Linked DNA regions of Homo sapiens: region 1 is linked to region 2. Evidence: chromatin loops called from intact Hi-C (ENCODE). Cell type or tissue: A673. All regions are shown on one strand. Links, peaks and the distances in the headings refer to the core of each region. The heading gives the core; the rest is flanking DNA. Region 1 overlaps DST (dystonin). Region 2 overlaps BEND6 (BEN domain containing 6).

Region 1 (13,055 bases), core at 2,027-10,026, 310 kb before region 2:
TACGATAATTAGAAAGGACTCTATACTCGTTTTATACTACTTGGGGATGGAAACAATTATTTTCTCAGTCTCAGGAAAAGTGACAGATGAGAATTATTTTCCTTAATGCCATTTCCCTTAAGAAATGTTACAAGTTAGCATGAAGGAAACAGAGGAAACAGAGCTGAGAAATGCTTAGCAAAAATACAAAAAATGGAGCTGAAATTTATCACATAAAATCTTCCAAAGGTAAAAAAGAAAAAAGACAATTGACAGCTTGGCTTCTTCAATATGTATAGGTTGCTGAAGCCAAAGGTGCCATAAGAAAACAGACAGCACACCACAGAAGGAAAAGTAAGCTCTGCATAACAAGTAGAAACGATGTTGATAAATTTACCCACTGGATCCAACAAAAGCACAATTTCCAGTAAAATCAAGGGGCACTAGGTATGTAGAAGACAAAAGAAGAAGCACGTCTGTCTTGCAAAGGTAGGCTGCAGTCAACTAAGAGTCACGGAGATTAAACAGCTCTGTGAGTTCTGTTGGAATACTGGATTTTTAAATCTCCCTTTTAAATACATGTGATATATTAGAGAGGTAAAACATGTCCATCAAATACCTATTGCCAAGAGGTGTGGTTTAAAGCAGAAACTTAAATACTAAAAAAAATTTCCCTAAGTTCTTTCATAAAAAGCAATAAATAGTTGCTATGTTTGAAATATCACTTCCAGAAACTGAATGAATTTGCACAAAAATTAGCAGACTTGTAAAATTTCCATGTTTATATACAATGTATATAAAATTGTTTAACTAAAATGCCATCATGTACTTTAAGTCTGTTTAATTACCATGCAGTGCACAGTAATGTATAAATAATTCAATCATTTTAGCTCTCTGAAGATAATTTAAAGAGAAAATATTTCCTTTATCCAATTTTTTGGTACACACACATCTACCTCAATGTGGGTTTTGGCCCTTTCTATGCTTTTCTAAAAAGGAGCCTGAACCCAGGAGTTACTTCTCTATCAGGTTAGCGCTCACCGCATGGGAACGGCTAGGTTAGTCAAGTTATGGGGGCGACACCTACCCCCTTATCCTCATCCTCCACATCCTCATGCTGTTCATATTCGCATGCTTCTGTTGCACTCACCAATCGTAAGGTCTTCAAAAAATCTCGCTCCCTTGGCTAATGAATATAACAGACAGAAGATAGGACAGCAAAGACACAAGACAGACCAGAAATGAAAAGAAGAGCATGAACAGAACATAATGAAGGAGAACAGGTAACAAGAAGGGGAAGTAATGTTCACCAAAAAAAAAAAAAAAATGACACCTGCGGAATGGGTTAGATCATTTTTCAGAAAGCAATGTTTATTTTCTTGCTATTTGTAAGTCTTTTAATATGTGGTTATATTATGCATCCAACTTCTGCTAAGCAAAAAAACCCAAAGGTAAAAAAGAAGCAAGAACAAAAATAGTATTTTAATTATAGAACTGATTATATAAGTGAAGTAATCAAAGTGCTTCAATCTCTCAAATTCACATCATTTGAAGTTTGAAAATGCTTAGGAATCTAACCAAAACTTCTTTTTCAGGCAGAATTCATAGCTCAAAAGATGAATGTTGCAAAAATCTGAATAGTCTGTACTGAAAACATACTGGTCCTATGCAGAAAAGATTACACGTTCTTCAAAATAAAATAAGAAAGTTAAAACTTACCAAGGTATCTCCTGAAAGAACCTCTAAAAGAGAAATCAAATTGTGTCCATCCCTTAAGTCTTCATAGAGATCATTCACATGTTTTCGAACCTATAAAGAGAAAAGCAAAATTTGGGGTCCTAGAACTCAGAATTATCCTTAACATTCTTAAACATAAAAAGGAGACAAGTAGAAAACATTCCTCACATGGTATTCATTCATGCACCTATTTTTAAATTTTTAAAATGCTTATTACTTAAAAACTAAATTTAATTTAAAAACTTAAAAAAGTGAATTTCAGATTAATAATTCAAGAAGACAATTCAAATTATTACATTTTTAAGACACCAGAACAAACATAAGCCTGGACTACTACATGGGGTTACAATTCTTCAAATACGGACAATGCCCTGACTTTATTCATGATTCCCGATACAGTGACCAGTGCCACCTTAACAAGAGGGTGGAGTTTTCACCCCCGCAGTTGATCTTCTACTTCTAGCCTAAAACAGGTTCAAGGATGCCGAGGAACATTTTTAGAAATCCATAGACGTGAGCTGGGTGAAGAGTATGAGACTCTACATATTATTTTATCAATATCTTATGAGCCTATAATTATTTCAAAAAAATTTTTTGAAATCCGTATGTGTCAGGTTAGAAGTCCTCTGTCCAAACCCTTCCTCTGCACAATGTAAGTCTTCTTATAACGGAAGATTTTCAAAACTAAATAACACTAGCACAAAATCAACACTCAACCTACAATAGCTTTCCCCGTTCCACAGGCCTGATTTAGAAGTCTGTGATTTTAGAACCCAAACCATCAAAGATTTCCCAAAAGCTTTGTTTAGCCTGCCAAGTAGGGATAGCTCTAGTAACCACATGGCCCACTGCAAGGTTTGTGTTGGACAGACAAATGTCAAAGCAGGTATTAAGATGGCTGTTCCACAGTGGACTGGCACATTTCCATTTTCTCGCCTTTCAGTGATTCTGGGCTACTCCCATGAAAGGAGCCAAAGAAGTGGGCAGGAAAGAGGCAGGAACCAGAATCCCACCTACTTCACCCATGGCACAAGCCCTGTATACAAATGAATCCAACTCCTTTGCACTTCCAAAATGTCAAGTGAGTATATAGCACAAAATAATGAAAAGATCTAAACTTATAATCAAAACTATATAACTACACAAACACAAAGAAGAGGCCTAATGTAAACTGGAAGCAAACTTTTATGGTAAGTCTCTCAGTCCCCAAAAATAGTTTAAATCCCATAAAACTTTATTATCTTAGTTGACTCTCTCTATATATATGTTTTACAATATCTTTTGTTAGTGTCAGAAAATGTTTTTGATTGATGAAGAAGAAGTTCCCTTAGGAATTTCTTATCAAATTTACCAGCTTTTACATCCAGTGTTCTGGCACTGTTTACATAAGTCACAGAACCTTTTAATATTCAATTACCCATCTAGGCATAATTAACTACAAATAATATAAATACTAAGCTTAGGCTCAATAGCTCTACCACAAAGTAACTGTTCATGTCAATAGTACCTTTGAAATACAGCAAAACTGAAGGTGAATCAAATTACTTTTAACCAAGTCTCCATCTTTACAAATTGACATTTTATTTTGATTTCCTAATTCCCAAGGAATATCAGTTGAATCTCTGATGTCATAATACCAAAGTAAGACAAAGTTTAAAAATACTTTATTTAGCCCCAAAAAATGTTATAACACATTTTGAGCAATCCTTGTTTAGAAAAACCTGTAAATACGCCATGCTCAGTGGCTCACACCTGTACTTCCAGCACTTTGGGAGGCCAAGGCAAGTGGATCAATCACCTGAGGTCAGGAGTTCGAGACCAGCCTGGCCAACGTGGTGAAACCCCATCTCAACTAAAAATACAAAAATTAGCCGTGCATGGTGGCAGGTGCCTGTAATCCCAGCTACTTGGGAGGCTGAGACAGGAGAATCACTTGAACTCAGGAGGCGGAGGTTGCAGTGGGCCGAGATCAAGCCATTGCACTCCAGCCTGGGTGACAGAGCGAGACTCCGTCTCAAAAAAAAAAAAGAAAGAAAGAAAGAAAGAAAAACCTGTAAATAACCAAATAAGTTACAAAGGAGTTATCCATTCAATTAGAATATTTACCTTGAGATACCATGAAATGACAACTCTCTCAACTTCTCAACTGTATTTCAGAGATGAATCAATTTTCAAGGGCCTCTTCAGGAACATATCTATTACATGCATGATATGTACGCGAACAGATAAGCACTTAGGGAAATGAGTACTAATACTGCAATTTCCTACTCATGGACTGGTTTCATGGGAGACAGTTTTTCCACAGATGCAGGGGAGGGTGGTTTTGGGATGAAACTGTTCCACCTCAGATCATCAGGCATTGGATTCTCATAAAGAGAGCACAACCTAGATCCCTCACATGCACAGTTCACAATAGGGTTCACAGCCATGTGGTGGCTCATACCTGTAATCCCCAGCACTTTGGAGGCCAAGGTGGGCGGATCACTTGAGGTCAGGAGTTCGAGACCAGCCTGGCCAACATGGCAAAACCCATCTCTACTAAAAATAACAAAAAAAAATTAGCCGGGCAATGTGGCGTATGCCTGTAATCCCAGCTACTTGGGACGCTGAGGCAGGAGAATCACTCGAACCCAAGAGGCGGAGGTTGCAGTGAGCCGAGATCATGCCACTGCACTCTAGCCTGGGCAACAGAGTGAGATTCTGTCTCAAAAAACAAACAAACAAAACAATAGGTTTCATGCTCCTATGAGAATCTAACGCCATCACTGATCTGACAGGAGGCAGAGCTCAGGTGGTAAGGCTGGCTGGCCCAATGCTCGCCTCCTACTGTGCAGGCCACTTCCTAACAGGCCATGGACCGGACCAGTACCTGTCTGTGGCCTGGGGGTTGGGGACTCTTGTATTAGAGCACTGTAAGAATTCACCCAGTCCCGTTCTAAGGCACAAGCTTGAATTTATAAGGCTAAGGCCTACTTAAAAACAAGGCAGAAAAGCTAAGCTTGTGAATGTCATGTACATTCTAAATCTATGTACTTCTCTGCGTATCTTCAATATAACCAGAAAGCAGCCAAACTCTAAAAGAGCCTGAATGGGAACACTAAAAGATTATATTTATATAAACAATATTATACAGCTCCTGATCCTCAGCCAGCTGCTTTGTCTCTCAAAATAAATGGCTTTATTGTGCAGGTCTGATATCCTCAGTACACAGAAGGACAGTAGAATCCAAGCACATGATTACTTTGGGGACTTCCAGGATTGTAATAGTGCTGAGAATTCTGTGCTCTCTGGTCCACTATGCCTACACCCTACCAGACTTACATTTCACTCTATATTCCACTTCTTGTGTCTTTCTCACTCCAGGACAGTTAAAGATGGGGTATGATTCTGAACACTTATCTCATAGTAAGGCAATTTCACAACTTGACTTGCCAGACTGAACAAAACCCTCTACATAAGGGAAACTTTCCAAAACCAGGTGTCATTTGCTACTATCGTATTTATGTGACAACAAAGGAAAATTAAAACAGACATGTTTAGAGAAGGAAAATAATAATATTAAGCCATGCAAATCTAAACTAGGAAAAGATGGCCGGGTGTGGTGGCTCACGCCTGTAATCCTAGCACTTTGGGAGGCCGAGGTGGGTGGATCATGAGGTCAGGAGTTTAAGACCAACCTGGCTAAGATGGTAAAACCCCATCTCTACTAAAAATACAAAAAGTTAGCTGGGCATGGTGGCAGTGAGCTGTGATCATGCCACTGCACTCCAGCCTGGGCAAAAGAGTGAGACTCCCTCTAAATTAGGAAAAGAGAAAACCTGTGATAAGGGAAAAGACATTTTAGTCCTGCTTCTGCCCTTGGCCTTATGAATTTGTACCAACAGCCTAAACTCTCTAGGCTTCAGGGTTTTTTTTATCTTTAAAATAAAGGTTGGAAAACAGAAAACTCCTAGTTCAACCTAGAGAACAAAAAGTCTGTAATCTTTAAATCAAATTATTATCATTTTAAAAAATCAATGACCTGTCAACTTAGAAAATGTATAAAATAAAAGCTACTCTTAAGACTTATGGCTTAATTTTTTAAGAATTTTAGAAGAAAATGCAGAAATAAACTAATTTAACTTCTATAATGCTTGAAAAAAATCCAAAGACACTGGCTATCCCCAATACTGCCTGCTTTTCCTGTCTCAGCTGACTATTCTGAGGGTCCACAGAAATACTGTATATGGAAAACATCCTACAAAATATAAGATATCATTTTCCGAAAAGCAAATGTCACTAACAATAATAAACAAAAACACACACACCATGAGTTACTACTAGATGCCTAACCTTGTGCTAAGTACTTTATAATACTGAGTCAGTTTCCTCAGCACAAATGAGTGGAATAAAAGAGGATGCTATTAAAAATTAAAAATCAACATTATGGGTAAAGGGTGGTCGGGAATGAACTGAGGGGAAAGAATTGGGGTTCCAATCTGATCGAGCAAGAAATTTAAGGGAAAGAAAAGAAGGGAAAGTAGACAGCTAAGCCTACATAGAAAAGCTTTTATTTTACCCTAGGAGTGAGTCATAGGCATTGGGCCTGGTAACTTTCCTTCACAGATGACTATACTAACCGCCAATATCCCTAACATTCCATTTTCAGTTTTTAATAAAGCATTCCTTTTTCTCTTTTTGGATATGTTCTCCCTATGGGACAAAAAACTGTCTGGATCAATAGTGCTAGAGGAAGTGACGAGCAAAGTAAAAGCACTATGAAATACTCTGGGATTAACTTACATAACTTGAATTACATAACAAGGCTGATACAGCATTTTCTGTATTTCACACAATTCTCGTAGAATTTTGCAGTACTTCAAAAAAATATGTATATAGCATTGCACCTAGAGTTTACCTCTAGGGGGCACTAATCTTTTACTTAAAAGAATATCCCAAGAAAGTAAAATAGACTAGAAAACACTCTATGGGCAACAAAAATTCTAAACAAGATGCTGGCGATGACATGGACAATATTTCAAATTTATTTTGGAGTGAGAACACATTAGCTCATGCCAGGTCTGTATTACCTAAATGGCTTAACTTATCAAAAATACTACACTGAAAATTTCCTTTTGTTAACCTATAACTGTTTGGTTTTATATAGGCTAAATCAAATTCAACTTTGAAGAAAAGAGAATCATTATATAACTGCTTGCTGAATGTTTAAACTTCCTTTTTTAAAAGTCTGACATTATAGTGGTTGATGTTAATCTAGACAAATTTCACAAAAATTTGACTTCCCATTATTTAAACTTATTACTATTGTTTAGCTGCAATTCAATTCAGGTCACAAACTATTTATTGAGCATTCATCCGTCATATGCCAGGGTATCCTTTAAGTTCTATGGGTACAAAGATGAATAATAAGAGTGCCACCTCTTGAAGCCTGTAATCTGAAATGAAAGAAATTTAGGCAAGAAATTGCAGTATAAAATAAATGCATTCAGAGAACACTCAGGAAGCTATGAGGAGCTTAACCCAGTCTGAGGTCTTCCCAGCAAAGAAGATGGGAATGTTGCAGGTGGAGGGAGGAGCAAGAACAAAGGAAAAAGGCAAGGACACACAAAACTACATATGAGTTGCAAGGAAGGAAAGCAGTGGTGAAGTCAATGAAGCATGAGGTGGAAGATGAGGCTGGAACGATGCGCCGGTGGACATAGAGGCTTTATATCCCAGGTTAAGAAGCTTGAACTTTTCCTACACAAAGAAAACTACGAATTTTAAACAGAATGAGGCCATAATATCTCTGACCAATATAAAAGCTTCCCTGTAAACTATTATCTTAAGCAAAAACAAATCAATCACAGGTAAAATCAAGAGCCCAATCTGTACACAATAATAGAGGAAAGGTCCCTCAGGAAAAAAAGGAAACTGGAAGAGTCATTCCATTAATGAACCTTGGGTAAAATGCAGGCATCCTAGTGAGCTCTGCAGTAGGGAGCAAAACATCAGCCACATAAAGGGTTCACAGTCCGCTCTTAAAGAAGTTCTATATCTAAAGGATACAGTATTCTGGAAAACAATCAGCTATCTTTAGAAAGAAACATAAATAATAAAAGAAGGCTTGTCCCAAATGAGATCGCCTCACTGGCTTATACTAACTGGGTGACGAGAAGAAGGATAGTTTGCTTTAGTGAAAATTATAAATTAAAATATTTTTCAATGCAATTTTTTTACATCAAACAAGTACGTTCATAAAAAATTAGCTGTCAGGTTCTCCTGGGAGAGTTCCTTAGACAGCCTACTTGAAAAAATAGAGGTAACATAAATATCAATATATTAACATATTAATTATTGATAAGAAAATTAATGCTTTTAAAATACACACAAAAAATGCTCAAAAACATTGTATTATCTTAGGTAGCTGCCTTATCTAAAGTTGTTTTTTCATTACAAATTTATTTCAGTACTACTTCTTCAGGAGTTGTGAAAGAATAAAACTACAATTCATATTCTACCTAAATTATTATAAATTCGAAATTGGTGCAGTTAAGTCAAACAGGGAAATATCCTTATTTGGCATGATAAAAAGGCGGTTATGGTTTTTTAAGGTACTACGTTAAGTCAACATTAAGGCCACATAGAATTCATCTCCTTTAGGTTATTTTTAAACTATGAAATAAAGGTATTAGTTACACATCTTAAGGTATTAATGGATAAAATAATAGAGAGTTTTTTTTTTAATCCACATTGGTACTAGGTGGTACAAATAATGTGTCTACTTCTTTGGACCTGATTCACTCCTTCACAAAGAAGGCTTCTCTTTTTAGCTTTTGGGTAGACAATCTATAATCAATTAAAATGCAAAAACTGAATGGCCTTTCCTAGTCTTTCACCACAAGGTGGAACTAGGTAGTTAAATAAAATAAAAACATTTATTAATATATTACAGATAAACACTTTAAGATTTGGGGTATTTTAGTCACTGTTTCACCTAGGTATTTTTTATTCTCTTCTATACAGTTTCGCCATGGTTGCAGTAACCTTTTTAAAAGGCTATTTCAATTTTTAAATATTTTTAAATAGGTAACTTTTCTGTAACAGTCTGAGGTTAGGGTTGGTTGGTTCTGGTTTGGTTTGAGTTTAGGTCTCTATCTTTCCTATCTTCCCTTTTATTATCAAGAAAACAGATAAAAAATCTATTTTTGCTCACATTTTCCCCTGAACCTGTAGATTTTTCATCTCTTGCATAGCTGTACAGATCTTGGTGTGGGGTAATTATAATGTAATGTAACTGAAAGGGAGAAATAAATTCAGAAATCAATATACTCTGCATAGTATATCTTTTTTGGTATCTGTCCAGTTCCTTGGACAGATTATTAAAGATGTATTCTTGACAAACTCCACACTACAATGTCTAACAAACGAGCGTCGGCTTGTAAAGGCATCAGCATTACCCATTCCACATATGAGAGAGAGAAGAACAGCTAATAAATATTATTGTGCAATCTTTTAAAAATAGGAGGAGGTGGCCGGGCGCGGTGGCTCACGCCTGTAATCCCAGCACTTTGGGAGGCCGAGGCGGGCGGATCACGAGGTCAGGAGATCGAGACCATCCCGGCTAAAACGGTGAAACCCCGTCTCTACTAAAAATACAAAAAATTAGCCGGGCGTAGTGGCGGGCGCCTGTAGTCCCAGCTACTCGGGAGGCTGAGGCAGGAGAATGGCGTGAACCCGGGAGGCGGAGCTTGCAGTGAGCCGAGATCCCGCCACTGCACTCCAGCCTGGGCGACAGAGCGAGACTCCGTCTCAAAAAAAAAAAAAAAATAGGAGGAGGTATTTTAGATAAGACTAAGGATGCTTCTTTCCAGTATTCTGTCTGTTTGGCAGGAGAATATGGGCATTACCTTTTACAGGTTTTTCAAATATCCTCCTAGCTCATTACTTATATAAATCTTTCTTTAAACTCTTTTTCACCTTAAAAAAATCATGGTAAGTACTACTATGTCAAGAGCAATTTTTAACACCAGCATAAGGAAAAGAGGAGAAACCAATCCATATCCTTACTATGCTCACCTTTTTCCTACTCCTCCTACTTTCTCATAATTTGGGCAAAAGAAAGAAAAAGCTGGGAAAGCAAGGGTCATTATCACTTAACGTGTCTAAGGAGAAAACCTAATCAAGGAAACAAAATTTTGATGGAAATAAGTGAAAATGTGTGGTTGTAATATAAAGACAAATAATGACAACGAAGTAGAATGCTATTATAATACTAATAGCTAATTAGACATAGTTCATCTGTGTGCCATGACTTAAAAAATATAACTAGGTGTAACAAAGTCTGCTTGACACAGGTAGTCTATAATGACACCATTACAGTCTTATTCTTTACCACCACTGTTTTAAAGAGATTCCACTATATTTTTAAATTCCAGCTTTTACTGAAAAGCTTTTAAAACAGAATTGTAAATACTTTAAAATAAAAATCATGCAAAGGTTATTTTAAATAATTTTAAATTAGTTTTATTTAAATTTATATCATGATCAAAATTCACACTAGTTCAAAAAATGTGTATTTCCTCATCAAATCCTCCCAGCTAATGACTCTCTTGTAACGTTATACCAAATTCATAAATCAGATTCAAATTGATCATTATAAATTTAGAGATGTATTCAAGTAAAAGCATTCTGTCTTTGAAACAACAACAAAAAAAGAGAGCTCCTGGGACAGATACAGCAACCTCTCAAGTCATGTGCTTCTAACACAAGGTCACTTTACCAGACTGACTTTCTCTTTATACCTACCTATCATTGGTTTTAAAGAAATCTTAATCATGGTTGGTGATAAGATGGAATAACATGTAGGGGAGTAGCACTGCAGTGCAGGGCATGGTATGATTCCAGGTAAAAGGCAGTCTGAAGACCCTGGGCAGCTGGTGAGTGGGAAGAGAAGCATCAGAAAAGGAATATAAGGATGTGACAAATAAAAATTTCAACTACTTTGCAATTCTGATTAAAGTGCTGGTTGTGGCAACTACCCTGAATACTTCTGAGCTGAATCATCTCTTTTGGGGCTTTTGTCAAATGAGCTATAGGTTGTCAATGCCTGACCTATAATCTCAACACACACACACACACAATCAAAGAACTACCTGAACCTCAAAAATTAACTTCATCTACTTCCTGGATAATGTCTTACATGGCTCTATCCTTAACCGAACAGTGAGCCACTTGCTGGAATGGTTACAATATGAGTCAGGCTGCAGACTCGAGAGGAAGCAAGGTCCTCATAGAGCGGGGTTAGTGCTGGGCAAGTAACAGAATCCACTGGTAGATACAGCTCCAGGAAAGGTGCAGCCAGCCAGGAGTGCAGACACCTTCTGGTCATGCCATCATGGGCACTTCCCGGTGTCCCTTTCAGAGCATTATTTCCTAAGGTGAGAGATTAGGATAGGCATGACACAAGTGGTTGCTTCATCTCTTTTTTTCAAGTCTCAAGGACTGGAAAATCTAGGGGTCTCTTCATAGCATATTTTATAGTTTTAAGGCTTTGACGATACTCTGATACTTTCAGATACTTTATATGCAAACTAATTCACTCCTCTTTAAACATAAGCTCATTTCCTTGGGTCCTTGAAAATAAACAACTGAGAGCAACTGGTTGCATCCTCTTCATTAAACCTTTGAAATAACCCAGGATTATGATCAAGACAACTGACAAAAGGAGAGGAACACTAAAACTATTTTTAAAGACACCCCCAGATGATGAGATACCACTGCCACTGCTACAATCCGTTCTGATGCTTAACACCTCTTCCCTGTCAAAGAATGTTTCCTTAAATCCAGATGACACTCCATGTCCCCAGTACCACGATTCATATTTTTCTAAAATAAAACCACCCAAAATCATATCTGGGGAACTGATATGTTTGGAATGGAATTATAAATACAGGTTTATTCTTTTAATTACTTAATTAAAAATTTGACAGATGCTATATACACTCCTGTTAAATTAATCTCTGCAACAGAAATATACTTTCTGTAGGAGGATTAAAAGTTTCAAAGTGATCACTTCCTAAATGACATCATAAGTCTGCCAAACTTTCAGATTCTAGTCTACTCAACAGAGATCTCCGGACCACAGATGCTTAAAAACTAGTTTTCCCAGTTGTAAAAGCCCAGTGTCACAGAAGAGGTACTGCACTGATGTCTCTTACTAAAGCTGAAATCTAAGTGGAAGTTATTTTCTCTCCAGCCCCTGTCTGAGCACACTCCCTTTTAAAGTGACAAGTTTCACCAAGAGCAGGCTAGAGCCAGGTAACACCTAGCAAATCAGGGGCCACACTTCTGAAAGTGAACCACATAACAGCTATGGGTTTACTGGAAGATGCTCAGGTCCCAGTGCCCTAACTAGAGCTTCATGTCCATTCCTGATGGCTAAGAGAGATTTTGAAACAAAATGTCTCCTGAATATTTGAGGTCACATTCTAAAACCTCTGCTGTGATATTTCTCTATTGATAACTCCTCCTCTAGTTACTGAAATCTTACTTTTCCTACTAGGTCAAATTCTAACGTCATCCAGGCAGTGATGGTTTCCTTCTTCTGCACTCCCATATTCTTTGGATTATACCAGTACACCAATCATCATTTTACTTATAGTTTTATGTAGACAATATACATAAATGTATTAATAATTTCCTTAAGAAGAAAGGGCCCTGTCTTTGGTCCTCACTGCAAATGCTTAATGTCTGACACAGTGCCTTTCATATAGTAGATATTCAAAGAACTTTTGTTGAATAAACAAAAGATTAGTCACCTACACTTTGCATTTGACCTTAGCCATGCACTCAGCTGTGGGCTCTTGAATGCCTGCCGGATCACAGGGAAAAAAACAGAAACTCAGGAAATGGATTCACAAATCCCATCAAATGACTTCCTAGCAGGGGATTTGTGTTTGCCCCAAGGCCCATCATGGCATCTATCGGAGTTAGTGCCTGGCATCATGTTCTGCCACACAGTTGGAGTTAAGTAAATTGCTTCTGAATGACTAACACATTGAAGAGAAATGTCCACTTCTGCATGCCAAGCCTCCTAAGTATTTCCCCTATTAAGGAGCACAGAATGACACCTCCAAAGTATGGTGCTTTGGCATGCTGAGCACTTTGAAGAGAAGAAATTGGAAGTCTTTAGAAGTTGCCTAACTTTCTAACCTTCTCTTGTTTCTCTCCCACTCCTCACCAAGCGCAAAGAGGGAGGATCTCTAGAATTTCCTTAGCTGACTAGGGAAATTTCTGTCCAAAAGAAATGCAATTGCCTTAAGACCTCTCTCTAGCAGTTACATCAAATAGCCAGGAAA
Region 2 (13,055 bases), core at 1,743-9,742:
ACACAGATGCTAAAAAGACAGGAGTTTTGTTAGAATCAGGTAGCCTCAGTAAGTATACCATCAAAAATGATAAATATTAACTAACAATCTGACATTCAAAATATTTGAATCTTAGTGTATCAGTTACCTATTGCTATATAACACATTATCACAAATTTAGTGATTTCAAATGACCCAAATTTATTATCTTAGAGTTCTATAGATCAGAAGTCTGGTACAGGTCTCACTAGACTGAAGTCAAGGTGTTAGCAGGTGCATTTCTTTCTGAAAGCTCTAGGGCAGAATCTGTTTCCTGCTCATCCAGGCTGTGGTAGAATTCATTTTCTTGTGGTTGTAAAACTGAATTCCCCATTTTCTTGCTGGTTGTAAACTGAAGGCCATTCCTACTTCTAGAAGCAATCACATTCCTTGGTTCACAGCCCACTTCGGCCATCTTCAAAGCCAGCAACAGCAAGTGAAGTCCCTCTCACACTTCAGATCTTCCCTCCCTCTTCTGTCTCTTTTTCCTGATCTGCCCTTCTGCTTCCTTCTTCTGCTTTTAAGAACTCATGTGATTAAATTGGGCCCACCTAGGTAATCCAGGATAATCTCCCATCTCAAGGTACTTAACTTTAATCACATCTACAGAATTGTTTTTGCCCTGTGAGGCAACGTGTTATAGGTTTCAGGGATTAGGATGTGACCTTTCAGAGGGCCATTATTCTGCCTACTACATTTACGATGAAGCACTGAGTATGGGACTAAGCCTGAAAGGACCAAATCCAGTTTACATGACAAGAATTTGTATACACCCTATAACAAATACCTCATAAATATTGAAGAGTATCACAAAGATAACATTTAAATCTAATCCCTGACATGTAAAATATATATTAAATTAAAATGTAAAATATATATTAAAATATATATATAATATCTTACCTTAAAAAATGTTGACATTGTTTTCTTTTATGCCTTAACTCAATTAGTAACATATTTCTCCATACAGCACTTTCTTTTTCCAACTTCAACTCTTTCTTATCTTTTTAGTTCCAGATTGAAAAATGGCAGATTGCCCGTTGTAACAAGAGCAAGCCTCAGAAGTTTATTAATGATTTAATGCAAGTACTTTACACAAATGAATACATGGCCACTCACAGCCTGACAGGGGCAAAATCCTCTACTTCAAGGGACAAAGCTGTAAAACCAGCTATGAATCAGAATGAAGTCCAAGAAATCATAGGTGATAATATGATTGCGTTATATTGTCGTATGAATTTTAAATCATGTTACCACTCAAGGTCAAGATAGTCTTTCATGGTCCTTTTATTTTTTAAAGTTTATTTTTCTGGGAAAGAAAAATCTTAGGATAGTCTAAAGCTCTCATTAAATATGGGAAATTTTATAGAAAAACTTTACATTAACAATGGTTATTAAAATGAAACTAAGTTTTATATCACCAAAAGGTTTCAATTCATACAATTTATAGCTTTGGAAATGTAAATTTTCACAATCTTTTAAAGTAAAATTTCAATAACAATTTCTTCCTTGCTTTTGTTATATGTCTTATCTTTCATTCCAGAAAGATAAAGGCTAATTTGACCATCCTATTTATGGTTTTTAAATTAATGAATCTCCTTAAATATAATCTAGATTATCCAATTAATTTTTTGGCAACATCTGACAAATGTAAGGATTCTCTGAATCCTAGCTCTATATATGTCATTTCTTAACATACAACAATGTCTGTCTTCCTGAAACAAAAAACTGCTACTTCTAACAACTGCAATGAAATTCTTTCCCTTGGCTCACACATGCTGTTAGACTGACTTTAAAAGTTAGAGAACATGGCTGGGCGTGGTGGCTCATGCCTGTAATCCCAATGGTTTGGGAGGCTGAGGCAGACAGATACAGAAAAAGATCAGTCAGAGTTTAGTTGTTTCAATTAATGTTGGAAATGGATAAAAATACATTCCTAACATTTTAGAGCAAGAGGACTTAGAGTTTAAAGCAAGTAGGAGGATTAAAGTTAATCACTACCATAGGATCTCAGTTGATAATATAGACCTTCTGATATCTCTTGCTTTACTTAGAAAAACCTGCCTATATATTCATCTGTTTAAATAGCTCATGGGTGTTTGGGCTACTTTTGTAAAATGGAAAAAAAATTATAATGTAGAATACTTGATGTTTTACCTCAGTTCATACCCTAAGATGCAAAGCACTCATGAAGTTTCTCATGTGTCGCTATTGGTTTTTTACAGGAGTAACAAAACAATTATTTCCCAATACGGATGATGTTTCAATTAGGAGAATGATAGGGCAAAAGCTAAACAACTGTACCAAGAAGCCAAATTTAAGCAAAAATCTTAACTCTCAGGATATTAAATAGATCCTTTTGGTAAGTCTTTTAAATCTTCAGTCCTTTCAATGTGGCAAGAAAATGTCATAATACTTTTATTTTATTGGAATAGCATTTTCCAATCACTCTACTAGAAAATACTAGTGACCCATGAAAAGCTAATAGGTATTCCTGGTGGCAAAAGGGGAGAACTGGGAGTGGGGTTTGAATTGGAAAATGCTGGGTTCAGTTTTTCTTCCTCAGAACCTCTCAGATATTTTGATGCCCTTTTAACATGCTCATGTGCACCAGAAATCTCTAAGAAAGGGATATAGTATGTAGTGTTTTCCAAATGTGTTTTACTGAGGAAATTTTTTCACAGAATCCTGTTAACTTGGTGGGGATAGAAAGGAGCCAAAGGAAGGACACATGACAATTTAAGAAGTATTTCTCTCTAGGACAGAGGAGATTTAGACCCTTGGGAAATCTGAAGTACATCGATGAGACTGAACTTACAGCTAGCTCTAACAGTGGTCTGACAGTTGTGCAAACTATTGGCTGAAGTGTGCAGCGTTCTTCTCCACCATCCTACATGTTGCTTCGCATGGTCTTTAAATTTTTAAATTAGTTGTTATTGTTTAATAAGGATTTTTACCAAGATGCATGTCCTATACTAAGAAAAAGAATAATTTTTTAGTGAGAGTTCTAAAGTAAATAGACTTTCTAGTCAAGCCTTGACCCAGGCAAAACTGTGAAGTGGAATTTTGCCACCCACTATCCTGGCTAGCTCACTTTTACTTACCCCTCCTCTCTCTCAACTATTTTGATGGAAAATACGTGAAACCATGTGTATGACGTGTTAAAATTTTCATTGATTAATAGAGGCATGTGGGTAACACATGAGGGTAAGGCCCACCACAGATATTCCTTTTTTCTTTCCATTTTCCTTCCACTTCTATCTTTGACTTGTACTTTGCCTGTCTTCTGCCTAATACCAGCCACTTTCGAGACCATTTTACTTGACTTCATTTCTTCTGACCATGTTTTAAATGAGATGTGGAGCTGAATGTAATGCAGTAATCCCCTGCCCCAAACGCCCTACATGTTACTGACTACCACTCCCATCCTCCCCCAAGAGTCCCTTATCTATTTTGCTACACAACTAAGACCAGCTCTGCCGAGAGTCAACAATGTCTGTCTTCCTGAAACAAAAACATAAACAAATCAAAAAACTATTACTTGTAACAACTGCAGTGAAATTCTTTCCCTTGGCTCACACATACTGTTAGACTGACTTTAAAAGTTAGAGAACATGGCTGGGCATGGTGGCTCACGCCTGTAGTCCCAATGGTTTGGGAGGCTGAGACAGACAGATACTTGAGCCCAGGAGTTCGAGACCAGCCTGGCCAACATGGCAAGACCCCATCTTTATAAAATACGGAAGAAAAAAAATTAGCCCAGCGTGGTAGTGCACACCTGTAGTCCCAGTAACCCAGGAGCCTGAGGTGGGAGGATAGCGAGGTGGAGGCTACAGTGAGCTGTGATGTTGCCAGTGCACTCCAGCCTGGGGGACAGAGTGAGACCTTGTTTCCAAAAAAAGAAGTTATAAAAGATAAGGTTACCTGTATCTTTTTTCTCCAAGTGATTATAAATTTCAGTAGATTGTGACCTCACAACTTTTCAATTATTAGATAATTGCTTAAATATGCCCTTAGTACTTCCTATTTTGACATGAGGTTACCCACCCAGTTACCTTGATGTATAATGACCAAGTTCTCTATTTTTTTTTTTTTTTTTGAAACAGTGTTCTCACTTTGTTGCCCAGGCTGGTTTTGAACTCATGAGCTCAAGCAATCCTTCCACCTTGAACTCCTCAAATGTCAGAAAGCACTCCACCCAGTAACTAAGTTCCTTGTCTTTTCTTTTTTATTTTTCATTTTTGAAACGGAGTCTTGCTTTGTAGCCCAGGCTGTAGTTCAGTGGCGCGATCTCTGCTCACTACAACCTCCACCTCCTGGGTTCAAGCAATCCTCCCGCCTCAGCCTCCCGAGCAGCTGGGACTACAGGCCCGCGCCACCACACACAGCTAATTTGTGTATTTTTAGTAGAGACGGGGGTTTCACCATGTTGGCCAGGCTGGTCTCGAACTCCTGACTTCAAGTGATCTGCCCACCTCGGCCTCCCAAAGTGCTGGGATTACAGGCGTGAGCCACCGTGACCGGCAATTTCCTTTTCTAAATGGTATGTTACCAGACCTCCAAGTCAAGTGGCTATCTTTTGGGGCACACTGTTATATTTCAGAGGTCTGTAAAGCATTTTGATATCCTAAACTCTTGTTTTTTTTTTTTTTTTTTTTTAATATTTCTGACTTCCAAGGATAGGCACAAAACTCATCTCTGACTATATCAGCCAGCAGAATGTTAAAGAAGTGAAAGTTAAGAGATTTTTATATCAGTTTTGCTTGTACTTAACAATAGAAGTGTTATTAAATCTGCTAGCTATGGCATTAATTAAAATTGAAACAAGGAACAGACATTTTGCTATGAACTTTGTGCCTTTTGAACCTGAGCCTGACTTAATAGTGCCAAGTTGTTTAGACTGGAAATGCATGTATTTTGAATCAGTAATGGAGATTAGCTAGAATGGAATTTTTTAAATTTGCAAATATCTTTCATTTTAAGTATGGTTGAATTCAAATTATTGCAAAAAGGACTGAGGAAAATATGCTGGAAAAGACAGGGTCAGGTAAGACCTAATTTGGACATGCTTGATAAATTAATCAGATATAGCACCATCTAGTGGAATACTGTTATATTTTTCTGTTCTCAGTCATTTAACTCACAGGAGCCTATGGCCCTGCCCTGCCACCAAAAATATTCTTTGAAAAACTTACTTTTCTAGCATGGTCCCTGTGGTAGACCGTGCCCTCCACTCAGTCCTGAGCTCAGGTTGTCACTGGTGGCTTAGATTTAAAAGGGTAACAATTTCCCAGCTATGGCTCAGGTCTGTGAGGGTAAGGCCTAAATTCCTCCCTTTTTTTAATATATTCTTTCTTATTCCTGTGGCTGCCCTAAAGTTGCCTGTAGCTCTCACATGCAAGAGCTTGATTTTTTTCCAGCCTGTCTCCATTTTTTACTTCTTTCTTGCAGGCATTGAAGAAAAATGTATTTATAAGATTTACAGAATATTAGGCTATCACCTCTATAACATCCAACTAAGTGACCAAACTGCCTTCTCCTGAAATTTCCAAAGCGGCCTCAGGGTATATAATCTCTGGCGTAATGTTACATAACATATATTATAACTTATAGGTGATCTAATACAGTGGTGCTAAAATGGTGGGGGGCGGCGGAGAGGGAGGTGTGATTTAGCCACCTTCCTCCAACGCAGGGTATTTAGGAATGCCTGGAGATATTTTTGATTGTCAAAACTGGTGGTACTTCTGGCATCCGGTGGTCAGAGGCCAGGGATGCTGCTAAACATCGTTGTTGAATTTGGTTTGCTAGTATTTTGTTGAAGATTTTTGTATCTGGCTCATCAGTGATGCTGGCCTGTAGTTTTGTTTTTTTGTTGTGCCCTTCTCTGGTTTTGGTGTCATGGAAATACTACTTTGTAGAATGAGTTTGGAAGTATTCCCTCCTCTTCAATTTTTCTTTTTTTCTTTTTCTTTTTTTTTTTTTTTTTTGAAGAATTAGAGCAGAACTGGTATTACTGTCTCTTCAAATGTTTGTAGATTCAGGGGTAAAGCCATCAGGTACTGGGCTTTTCTTTGATGGAAGACTTTTTATTATAATTTTGATCTTGTTACTCCCTATTGATTTGTTGAAGTTTTCTATTTCTTCATGGTTCAATCTTGCTAGGTTGTATGTGTCCAGGAATTTAACCATTTCTTCTAGGTTTTCCAATTTGTTGGCAAAGAGTTTTTCATAATACTCTCTAATGAGTCTTTGTATTTGTGTGGTCTCGGTTATTATGTATCCTTTTCCATGTCTCATTTTATTTATTTGGCCTTCTCTTTGTTATTTCTTAGTCTGGCTAATGGTTTGCTGATTTTCTTTGTCTTCTAAAAACACCAGTTTTTTCTTTCATTGATCTGGTTTTTTAAATCTCCTTTTTTGTTTGTTTGTTTTTTGTTTTTTGGCTCTGATCTTTATTATCTCTTTCCTTCTACTAGGTTTAGGCTCCGTTTGTTCCTGCTTTTCTAGTTCTTTGAGGTACACCATTAGGTTGTTTATTTGAAGTCTTTCTACTTTTTTGATATAGGTGTTTATTGCTACAAACTTCCATCTCAGTACTGCTTCTGCTGTATAGTATAGATTTGGGAATGTTGTATCTCCATTTACATTTGTTTCAAGAAATTTTATACTTTTTTTCTTAATTACTTCATTGGTCATTCACGAGCTTGTTATTTAATTTCCATGTGTTTGTGCATTTTCTGAGACCCTCAGGTTATCAGTTTCTAGTGTCATTCCATGGTGGTCATAAAAAATACTTGATATGATTTCTACTGTTTTGAATTTATTGAGACTTGTTTTGTGGCCTAGATATAGCCTATTCTGGAGAACGTGCCATGTGTTAATGAAAACAATGTGTATTTTATAACAGTTGGGTGAAATATTCTGTGAATATCAGTTTGGCCTATGTGATCTATGGTGTACTTTAACTCCAGTGTTTCCTTGTCAATTTTCTGTCTGGAGGATCTGTCCATTATTGAGAGTGAGGTGTTGAAGTTCCTCAGTATTATTATATTGCAATCTGTCTCTCCCTTTAGATCTATTAATGTTTGCTTTATATACTTGGGAGCTCTTGTGTTGTGTGCATAGACATTTTAAACTATTATAGCCTCTTGCTGAAATGACTTCCTTATTATTATAAGTGACCTCCTGTGTCTCTTTTTACAGTCTTTGACTTGTACCTGTTTTACCTGATATAACTACTTCTGCTCTTTTTTGGTTCCCAGTTGCATCACGTATCTATTTCTACACCTTCACTTTCAATCGATGTGTGTCTTTATAGGTGAAGTGGCTTTCTCATAGGCAACATGGTAGTTGGGTCTTGTTTCTTTGCATTCAGCCATCCTATACCTTTTAATTGGAAAACTGAGTCCATTTACATTCAATGTTACTATTTTTCTTTGAGGCAAGGTCTTACTCTTGTCCAGGCAGTGGTGTGATCATGACTCACTGCAGCCTCAACTTCTTGGGCTCCAGCGATCTTCCTACCACAGCCTTCTGAGTAGCTAGGACTATAGGCACATGCCACCACACCTAGCTAGTAAGCTAGGATCTCACTATGTTGCCTAGGCTCAGTGTTATTATTGATCAGGACTTACTACTGCTATTTTGTAGCTTGTATATTTTCTAACTCCTCTCTTCCTTTCTTCCTTTTGTACTGTCTTCCTTTGTGGTTAAATGATTTTCTCTGGTAATATGTTGTAATTTGTTGCTTTTTATTTTTAGTGAATCTATTAAAGGTTTTTGCATTGTGGTTACTATGAAGCTTATAAAAATATACACATAAGAAGTTGTTTTTAAAAGATGACGATTTTTATTACAAAGAAGTTTTAAAAAAACTTTATAAAGGGGTTTCTTAGGTCTACGGTTTAATTGCATTCACCCCACATTTTGACTTTATGTTGTCTCATTGACATGTTTTTATATTGCCTATCTCTTAATAGGTTGCTGTAGATGTTATTGTTTTGATACATTTGTCTTTTGAGCTTTGTAGTGGTGTTATGAGTGGATTGTAAATGACAATTACAGTTTTAGATAATTTTAGGTTTGTTTGTATACTTAATTTTACCAGTGGGTTTTATACCTTCAGATGTTTTGTTCTTGCACATTAGCATTTTTGTCTTTCAGACTAAAGAGCTCTCTTTAGATTTCTTATGAGACTGTTGGTGATGAATTCTCTCAGCTTTTGTTTCTCTGGGAAAGATTTTACATATCCTTCGCATTTGAAAGATAACTCTGCTGGATACAGTATTTTTGGATGACAGTTTTTTTTTTTCCTTTGAGCCCTTTGAAAATGTTGTTTCACTCCTTTCTGGCCTGCGTGGTTTCTGTTGAGAAGTCTATTGCCAGGTGAATTTGAATTCCTTTATATGTTAGTTGCTTCTTCTCTCTGGCTCCTCTTAGAATCCTGCTTTGTCCCTGATGTTTGAGAATTTGTTACATGCTTTTGGGTAGTCTTATTTGAGTTGAATGTGTTTGGTGTTCTCTGACCTTCCTGTACCTGGATATTTAGCTCTTCCTCAAGTTTTGGGAAGTTTTCTGTTACTATTTTTTAAAAAGCACTTTCCACTCCTTGCTCTTGTGTGATTCCCTCTTGAATAATAATAAGTCTTCGATTTGGTCTTTTGAGTTAATTGTCTGTATCTTGGAGGTGACCTTCATTCCTCTCATTCTTGTTTCTTTTTGCTCCTCTGACTGTATATTTTCAAAAAGCCTGTCTTTGATTTCACAGGTTATTTTCTCCACTTAATCCATTCTGCTGTTGAGAGCCTCTAATGAATTTTTCAGTTCAGCAAATGTATTTCTCAATTCCAAGATTTCTGTTTGATTTTTTAAATTATTCCTATCTCTTTGTTAAATATCTCTGATAAATTTATGAATTGTTTTTCTGTTTTCTGGGAGGTCACATAGTTTCCCTAAAACTGCTATTTTGAATTCTTGGTCAGAGAGTTCACATATCACCGTCTCACTAAGGTCAGTCACTGATTTCTTGCTTTGTCTGTATGAAGAGGTCATTGTTTCCTGTTTGCTATTATTTCTTGTGGATCTACATCTATGACTTTGCATTGAAAGACTAGTTATTTATTTCTGTCTTTTTGGTCTGACTTGTTTTGGTTTTTATTGGATATGTTTGCTTATTTGTAATATACCAGTTGATTTTCTCTTTTTTCCCAACTAGGTCACTGCCTCCTTTTTGGCACTAACTGGTGCCTTAAGCCCAAGTTTGCCTCAGTTCTAGCCAGCAATCAGAGTGCTGCCTGACCTGAATGGGGGATGTCCCAAAGAGGATATCCTGGTTATGTGAAAAGGCTGGCTAGGGATCCATGCTCAGGGGACCTGTGGAACACACCTCTTACAGTGTAGTCCTGCTGAACAGGCACTCTGATTTGGTGCCTCAAGATGATGAGGAAGCTCACTGTCCACCTTGATCTCACTTTTTGCAGTGTAGAAACTGAGTCAGGAAGAAATTTTCCTTGTGTTTGATGCTGGGGATATTAGGGGAGAGGATTATTGTGGATAAGGAAGCCTGAATCTCTTACCACCTGCTTGGAGCTTTTCGTTTTTATTTTTTAACTTCTCTGTGGCCTGGGAAACTGTTTCATCCTCTTACTTGAGTTCTGGGATATTGCTGGTGAAAATCTTGGCACTGTATGTTTGTTTTTGGTTTTCTGTGATAGGGAGTGAAGCCAGCTTGCTTCTACACTGCTATTTTGGAACCAGAGTCCCTCAACAATTTGTATTTTTAATACAAATTTGTAGTAGATACAAAAACAAATAACTCATATAACTGTTAAAATACTACGAGAATGTTAACATAAATTTGTATTTCTTTGAAATTTGCTTTTTGTAGGTATTACAGGTATCTGAAACAAAGCACCTTCAATTCTAAATCTAGCACTGGATTTTGTTGGAGAATCTGCAGCCTTCCTGGCAGTGAGAAAGACAGACATGTGCAGTGACAGGCTGTAAGACATATGTAACATTGCTGAGCTCTCCTAAGGGACCAACAAGCTTGCTGAAGAAGCTGCATGTAGATTCCACCCTCAGTACTAGTGATGCATCAAACCAGAGAATTTCTGCCAGTCAAATAAGCATGCAATATGGTTTCTTTGGAAATAAGCATTTCCCAATCCCCAAATACCCCTCTGTACAGTTAATCTAACAGGATAGTCAGAGCTCTTATCATAGCAGCCAAAACTTCAGCCCATAGGTTAGTCATTGTCCTAACCAATCATTGTACATTGATTATTACCAGTGACTTCCCATTATAGTTTTTGGATCTTTAGCATAAGCACATGCTTGCAAAAGTAAACAGTGAAATAATTAATGTTGGCAAATATGAGAACAACAAAGTCAGCCCAAAATCTGATAATCATGTCTAACCAAGTAATAATGTTTTAGCAATAAAATTACAGGATTATTCTGTTATCTAAAAATGTATAAAATGGGAATATGAAAAAAATGACAACAGCAAGATGTTTTATTTTAATGTTAAGCAATTCCACCACACTTCTGAAGAATAAACCTAAGTTTTTGTGATTGTTAAAACAATGCATCAATTTTCAGGGAAATCTTTTTGTTTGTTTATTTACCAGACATGTTCTAACTTTGTATTGCCCAAAGTATATTAAATACAGATGTGTAATATAAAGCATCAATATCACCTAACACATCGTATATAAGATATAACATGATAGATAGTTGGTCGATTACATTGCTATACTGCTTAGTTTTAACTGGTTTATTTTTATTGTAGCAGAAATGAACTGAAAAAAAATATGGGTTTGATAATCACACACATGAAAGTACCATTTTGTAACTCAACAAAAGATAAAACATTCTTCATCAAAAGGCTTCTCGCTTGGTGTCAGGTTGTCACATGTGACCACTGTGCAATGCGAAGCCATACTTCTTCAGTGCACAAAGTCATGTTTAAACTTGGAAAAGAGGATGCTACAGTAGTTTCAAAGTTCAGTGTTGTGGACCCAGGAAATTTTCCATAAGTCTTGCTTGATAACAATGTGATTGTACAAAATAAATGTTCTTAAGGAAACAACTTATGTAACATTTGCTACCTTTATGTAAACATAAATAAATCCCATTTAAAAGATAAAACTTATTTTCTTGTTTCTTTATTAATGCATAAAAATTAGGGAAATATTTTTTTCTAGGCTGATAGCTTTTTCACTCATCCATTAAGGCATTACCATTACGATTTGACTATGTAGCTCTGACTCATTTTTCTTGTAAAGAGCCATGCTATGTAGGATATATAGACAACGTCCAGGAAAGTAAATACATTTAATATTTTTATTGAGAAAGGATAATCTTACTAAGATGTATGCTATTTGCTTTATTAAAAATGCTACTTGATAATGTAAGTTTTGCCTACTAAAGGTAAATAAAATTACTTTTGCAAAACATAACCGTATTATTCAACTGGAACTTGTATGGTCTTTTCTTATGTATTTTGAAATATGTTGATATCTTTATAGATAATAGAATAAATGTATTTTTTATTCATCTTTGTAAATTGGTTCTAAATGAGTTACAGAATAAGAAAACTAATAAAACTGAAGAGAGTGCCCAGCAAGCAATTCATATACATGTATGTGTCTATATATATATATATTATGTATTCACATGTATAATACTTAAGAATATGGTTAAAGCAGAATCTTTAATAAGTAGGGAAAGGAAGGTTTATTCAATGATACTGAGACAACTAATAAATGGAAAACATTGTTATATTCCTACTTCAAATCATATTACATAGAAACTTTCAGATGAATGAAAAGCAAAAAATGGACTCAGATGAAAAAACTTTTAAATGCAAGAATATTTTTATGTTCTCTGAATAAGAAATACATTTTCAATACAAAGGTAGTTCAGCCAAAATGCCGAAGAAAACACTTACTAACATGAGTTCCTACATGTGTGTTCTGTGATTTTCCTACACAGAGGTGATCATTTCACTAAAAACTTTACCCTGTGGTGGATATATGACATGGTCAGCATTCTCGCTAGTTCTGTGAAATCATCCTTCTTGCGAATGTTTTCATGCATTTATCCATTTTTCCAGCTTTATTGAATTGTTTCTTATAAAATCTTTGTATTGATGCTGCACTATAGTCTTTCTTGAACACTTATTGTTTAATGACATAGTTTTTCCTGGACCAGCAATTTACAGGCAGTTTCATGGATGGTAGGAGACGCCAGGGTTTTCTTTTGGGCTTTAAACCTTGCAAAGGCCCTTTCTTTGCTGTCACAGAGACCAGTGATCCTGACAGGTATGGCTTTTCTGGGAAATTTTTTTGTGCATCCTTGCTTCCTCTAGTTCTCTGATCTAAGCTGAATTTGAAAGGGTTTCTGTCACCAGCCCTGCACTTCCCAGGCCCTTCAGGACCTGTAAACAAAGAGCAAAGCCCTTGGCCGGGCATGCAACATCACAAAACCGTCTTTACTAAAAAAAAAAAAGAAAGAAAGAAAGAAAGAAAAATTAGCTGGGCATTGTGGCCTGTGCCTGTAGTCCCAGCTACTTGGGAAGCTGAGGTGGGAGGATCACTTGAGCCCAGGAGGTCAAGGCTGCAGTGAGTTATTGTGGATGTCATGGGCTCTTGACCCCCATAAAGATTTGCTAAAAATCACTGAAACTGCCTTTGCAAAAATCATAACTGAGGAAATTATGACAGTGAAAGAGATCAGACCTAACTGACCCCATCTTCCTTCTAACCTCTAAACTGTCTGTTCATTCCTGGGCATAGGCCGAACTAACCTTGGGAAATAATTTATAGTTTAAACTCTGAAACAAAATTGATAATAGCCCTTTCCCAAAAAACCTCTTCTTGCCTGGCCACCAGTCTGCTTTTGTAGGACTAACAAATTAGCTACAAGATTAGAAATTATGGTTTAGGGGCCATGCAGCCTCTGGCTGCAAGAGTCTGAACCTCCCCCAAATTCCTCCTGGGAATAACATCACTGTTGCAAAACCTAAGATCAGT

Evidence for each region. A loop is a pair of places that touch in the nucleus more often than their neighbours do. Peaks named below come from ENCODE experiments on the same cell type or tissue, not always from the same donor. Only the 100,000 strongest peaks of a DNase experiment are listed, where the experiment ranks them.
Region 1: it touches region 2 in a loop (2.2-fold over the local background); 4 of 110 quality-filtered maps call a loop at or near these places.

Annotation. Positions count from the first base shown.
Region 1 is chr6:56,702,582-56,715,636 of GRCh38, forward strand. It overlaps DST (dystonin), which reads right to left. Exons shown (of 104, transcript NM_001374736.1): 6 at 1,699-1,788; 7 at 1,067-1,165. Among named protein-coding and RNA genes, the nearest start is that of DST-AS1, 130 kb to the right of the region's middle. RefSeq lists enhancers at 11,840-11,889, 12,055-12,615, 12,616-13,055. In A673, for the core only: a CTCF peak has its summit at 6,613 (motif pointing right); a DNase peak (open chromatin) is centred at 6,620.
Region 2 is chr6:57,016,178-57,029,232 of GRCh38, forward strand. BEND6 (BEN domain containing 6) reads left to right here. Exons shown (of 7, transcript NM_152731.3): 5 at 1,030-1,222; 6 at 2,244-2,380; 7 at 9,905-11,169. The coding sequence ends at 2,371. Among named protein-coding and RNA genes, the nearest start is that of KIAA1586, 24 kb to the right of the region's middle. In A673, for the core only: a CTCF peak has its summit at 5,133 (motif pointing left); a DNase peak (open chromatin) is centred at 5,124.